Linked DNA regions of Homo sapiens: region 1 is linked to region 2. A link is a loop called in an ENCODE intact Hi-C map of the cell type or tissue named here. Cell type or tissue: natural killer cell. All regions are shown on one strand.

Evidence for each region. A loop is a pair of places that touch in the nucleus more often than their neighbours do. Peaks named below come from ENCODE experiments on the same cell type or tissue, not always from the same donor. Only the 100,000 strongest peaks of a DNase experiment are listed, where the experiment ranks them.
Region 1: it touches region 2 in a loop (2.1-fold over the local background); 1 of 110 quality-filtered maps calls a loop at or near these places.

The regions. Positions count from the first base shown.
Region 1 is chr9:130,127,141-130,129,640 of GRCh38, reverse strand. It overlaps GPR107 (G protein-coupled receptor 107), which reads right to left. Exons shown (of 18, transcript NM_020960.5): 16 at 2,075-2,158; 17 at 880-1,001. Among named protein-coding and RNA genes, the nearest start is that of GPRACR, 16 kb to the left of the region's middle. RefSeq lists an enhancer at 464-683. In natural killer cell, no CTCF peak of the experiment used is centred here; DNase peaks (open chromatin) are centred at 490, 1,220 and 2,320; H3K4me3 peaks cover 631 bases; H3K27ac peaks cover 2,500 bases.
Region 2 is chr9:129,943,466-129,945,965 of GRCh38, reverse strand. The region is part of intron 6 of FNBP1 (formin binding protein 1); the gene reads left to right. Among named protein-coding and RNA genes, the nearest start is that of MIR6855, 75 kb to the right of the region's middle. RefSeq lists a silencer at 1,222-1,301. In natural killer cell, no CTCF peak of the experiment used is centred here; DNase peaks (open chromatin) are centred at 515 and 1,255; H3K27ac peaks cover 2,438 bases.

The sequences.
Region 1 (2,500 bases), 180 kb before region 2:
AGAAGGAGGTGTTTCTTCCTCTGCATGGGGAGATGCTGTTTGGCGCCCGCTGGCAGGACCTGCCTTCCTTTACTGTTGCCGTGGAGCTGAGCAGAGAGAGCTGTCCCATGCTGCCTGACCCGCTGACAGCCAAGCAGAGCTTAGCATGGGCCGAGTCTCAGCCTCTGAATTGGGAAGAATTCAAAGGCTGCCAGGGCTGGGGGCAGAACACTTGATACCAGTGAACCAAGAAGGGAAAACTCTGCCTTAGGCTAATCATCAAACACAGCATTGACCTGGCTTATCAAATTTCAGTTAACAAGCAAATATGCTTAATCACTACTCATTTTTCTAGACAATGATGGCCCTTTCCCAGAAAATAGGACCCTAGAGTCATTCACTGTGTGACTCAGAAAAGCCCCTATTAGTGCTCAGATATAGGTCAAAGTCATTGTGCTGTGAAAAGCCACGCAGTTATCTGACGATAGAGGATGTCTGAGGATCATTAGCAGACTTAGAGATGACTCAGAAGATTCCATTTTCAGACGTAAGCGCCTGATGGCGGGCCTGACAGAAAGTCGGCCCCCTGTTCTCCCTCGTGAACTGGCCACGTATATTCCTAAGTTCTTGCCACTGAGTTCTTGAAAGCAGGCTCCAATGATGCTTAGTGGAACGGCAAGTTCCATCTTCCCTGACAAGACCCAGCTAGGTTTGGCAGATACTGTACTTCAAACCAGATCAGACAGCCTGGGGCTCCAGTGTCCGCTTCCTTCTGCTAAAAATAGAGGAACCACCCCTGCAGCCACGAAATGCTGAGAGCAGCCGACCCGATTCACACTGTGCTGCTTTGTGTTAGGCAAAGGGGTCAGGGCTAAGGAAGAGGGAAGAAAGATTTCTTACACGGACTCCATTTCCAAGTCTTCTTCTTCCTGAGAAAGTTGTAGGTAGGGGTTATCTGAAGCCGGACGGAATTTATACCCCGTTAGAACAAAGAAGACCAGTGTGGCCGTTTCATCCAGGAGCTGCAAGTTTAAAAACCACCCCAAAATAAAGAGATTAGCAACACTGTTCTTCAGAAAGCAGTGGAATTCAACAAACTGACATATTTCCCCACAACCCACCACTCGATGGTTCTTTACTCAGATGCCACTTCCTGCTACAGGGCATTTTCCTTAGACTTGCCGAGGCCTAAACGAGGAGTGTCCTGCCCAGGGCTGACATTTCCGAGGCTGTGCTCTGCTGTGCTTTCACCAGTCTTCATGGGTAGCTTTTAAGAGCTCACCACATACCCACTTCCTCCCACAGTGCCTACAGCACCCAGTGAGTTATTCAAGAAAAAAGTCATTTGGTGGCTTCCTCTAGTAGTTAAGCTAGTTCTAGTTTGTCGCAAAGATACTTATTATCGAAATAATAAAATGGGCAAAGAAGAAGGGCAGCCTGAATTCTAACTACTCAGCCCTGTAACTAAAGGAAAGGACCACATCTCATCTAAGTTCTAATGATTCAGGGCAAATCTTTCTCTACCTGAAGCTTTTCTCTTGACTTTTAAGACTGAAAACTAAAATCAAGAATGCAATTATTTTCAGATTCCTCATAGAATCCAGCAGCATTTCTGGACAAACAGATCATCTCAATTATAGGCCAGAAGAGATGGAAGGAGGCCAAGTGTGGTGGCTCACACCTGTAATCCCAGAACACTGGGAGGCCAAGGTGGGCGGATCACTTGAGATCAGGTGTTTGAGACCAGCCTGGCCAACACTGCAAAGCCCCATCTCTACTAAAAAAACAAAAATTAACTGGGCATGGTGGTGCATCCCTATAATCCCAGCTACTCAGGAGGCTGAGGCAGGAGAATCGCTTGAACCCGGGAGGTGGAGGTTGCAGTGAGCTGAGATTGCGCCACTGCACTCCAGCCTGGGTGACAGAGTGAGACCCTGTCTCAAAAACTAAAAAAAAAATTTTTAGTTAAAAAAAAGAAGAGATGGAAGGTCTTAGTGGTCATTCCCAGATAAATTAGTAACAACTGTTAAGTTACACTTCAAGACTTTATCCTCAGGCATAAATTCTCTGGCATTCTGCCCTGTGAGCAGCGTACCTGGTAGAGCCACTTCCACTGGAATGGAACAGCGAGTTTGAGGAGAAATGCAATGATCCTAGTGAAGTATATGTAACACACAATCTGCATGAGGAGGAAAGAAACAGGAAATCAGATCAACATTAAAATTAGGACACCACTTTAACAATTTGCTTTCACAAATGAACTAGGAAACAGAAAACAGAATCACTCAAAGAAAAGTATGTGACACTTACAGTGTGAATTAATACGTGCAGCGGAGAGACATGGCTACTCTGCTAGTTACACTTGAATTTCTTCTCTCTCTCCAGGTGACCAAGATATTGCTAACAGCCACACCCACCGGGAGCACAAGACACTTTAGTCAGGTTGTTCTTAACCCTTCCTCACCCTATCCACAGACATAAGCCCTTGATTTCAATCTCCAAAGATTTTATTTCTTATGCT
Region 2 (2,500 bases):
GAACTTCTGGGCTCAAGTGATCCGTCTGCCTTGGCCTCCCACAGTGCTGGGATTACAGGTGTGAGCCACCATGCCCAGCCACATGTAATTTTTAATGTGTTATATATTCTATAATAGAATATTTTAAAGAGAAAAAGAAAGTTATAGATAGGAATCTGTCAATTTTAAGCAAGAATGAAGGAGTTTACTTTAAATGATGATCAGTTTGATAATTATCTTAAGAAAACAAACGAAATTTAGTAGTTTAGGTTTTCTTCGGTTGGAATCAGTGTTGCCAACTCTGTGAAGCCAACAGGATGGAGTTGGCTCTATTCTAAGTGAAGCCAGCTGCGTAGCAGAGTGTTAAATTTTTTTACCATTTGGGGAAACAGTCTCTAGCACAATGACCACTTTAGTTATTGTACATATAAGGAATTGTACTATTGAATATTTTGGTTACCATTGCTGTAGTACTAGGTTGACATCTTTATGGAACATGTTAATATCTTCAGTGCCTTCCCCACGTTTCTGTTTCTTCTAAAATGTCTGACTGTAGTCATCTGAAGGAATTGTTCACTATAACAATTTAGAGAACATTTTTTTTTAAAAAGGAAGTGGTTAGTATAAATGCAGGAAATAAATTTTGCAACTGCAGCTTAATCTTTTTAGGCTTAAAAAAGTTTCAAATGCTTTTTATTGCAAAGAAGAGAAAAGTATAAAGAATTTTATTATAAGTATTACCAAAAATGGATATTGTTGCTATAACTGTTCTTTTATAAGTGGATCAAGGTTCAAATGAAAGATTCTAGAAAAGACACGTTTATTATTCTCTTCTTTATGTCTGTGGAGTTTATATTTACTCCTAAAAGCATAATTATTAACAAGCCTATAAGTTAATGTACAAAATAGCAATCAAGCAGCATCGTTCTCATACCCTAGATCTGAAGATAGAAATGAAGAAATGAATTCCCTGAATATATATGTATTTATTTATGTGTGTGTGTGTGTGTTTAGCTTCAACACTTGGCACTTAGTATGTGGCCTGAACTGTTCTAAAGGCTTTTGTATGGTAAGTCATTTAATAAGGTATTTTAATTTTCAATGATAGTAAATGGCCTAGCCCATGGCTAAGAGCTTGTTCCTGATCTTTGTATTACGTGGAAGTGGGTTCAAATCTTGTTTCTGTCGCTTACAAATGGCATGACATGTGGCAACTTACTTCATCTCTGGTTCCTGTTCTGTAAGTAAGGATGCATATGCACCTCAAGGGCTGGGTGTGAGGTTTCAGTGGGTGTGATGTATGTGTAGTGGCCTATTTTTGAACTGCAATTGATTGGCTGACACTGTTATTGCCATCTGTATTTTGCCTGTATCCTTCTCCTTGCATTATTTCTGCCTCCTTCCTCCTCATCTCTTACCCTTTAGTCTACTTTTTTTTTTTTTTTTTGAGACGCAGTCTCGCTCTGTTGCCAGGCTGGAGTGCGGGGGCATGATCTCGGCTCACTGCAACCTCTGCCTCCCGGGTTCAAGCAATTCTCCTGCCTCAGCGTCCCAAGTAGCTGGGACTACAGGCGCCCACCACGACGCCCAGCTAATTTTTGTATTTTTAGTAGAGACAGGGTTTCTCCAGGTTGGCCTGGATGGTCTCGATCTCTTGACCTCGTGATCCTCCTGCCTCAGCCTCCCAAAGTGCTGGGATTACAGGCATGAGCTACCGCACCCGGCCATATTTTTAACATTCTAGGCATTCTGGGCATCTAGACATTCAACAAGAATATTTATTTGACAAAGAGTGTGAAACACCAGTAGGACTGTAATAGATACCTTTCATGAAGTCCCCAGTTAGCAGACTGGAGAGAGAAGGATGAGAGAAGCATGAGACGGAGAGAGAAGGAAAACTTGAGTCAGTTGGGGAATAAGGTAGAGTATGATATGTAGCATGCCAACTTGTGTGAAGATCATCAGAACGATAGCAGGTTTTTTTTTTTTTTTTTGAGATGGAGTCTCGCTCTGTCGCCCAGGCTGGAGTGCAGTGGTGCAGTCTTGGCTCACTGCAAGCTCTGCTTCCCAGGTTCACGCCACTCTCCTGCCTCAGCCTCCCTAGTAGCTGGGGATACAGGCCCCCGATACCACGCCCGGCTAATTTTTTTGTATTTTTAGTAGAGACAGGGTTTCACCGTCTTAGCCAGGATGTTCTCGATCTCCTGACCTCGTGATCCTCCCACCTCAGCCTCCCAAAGTGCTGGGATTACAGGCGTCAGCTACCGTGCCCGACCACAATAGCAGTTTAAAAGCAATTAGGCCGGGCGCAGTGGCTCATGCCTGTAATCCCAGCACTTTAGGCTGCCAAGGTGGGCAGATCATTTGAGGTCAGGAGTTCGAGACCAGCCTGGCTGACATGGCGAAACCGCATCTCTACTAAAAATACAAAAATTAGCTGGGCATGGTGGTGCACACCTGTAATCTCAGCTACTTGGGAGGCTGAGGCAGGAGAATCGCTTGAAGCTGGGAGGCAAAGGTT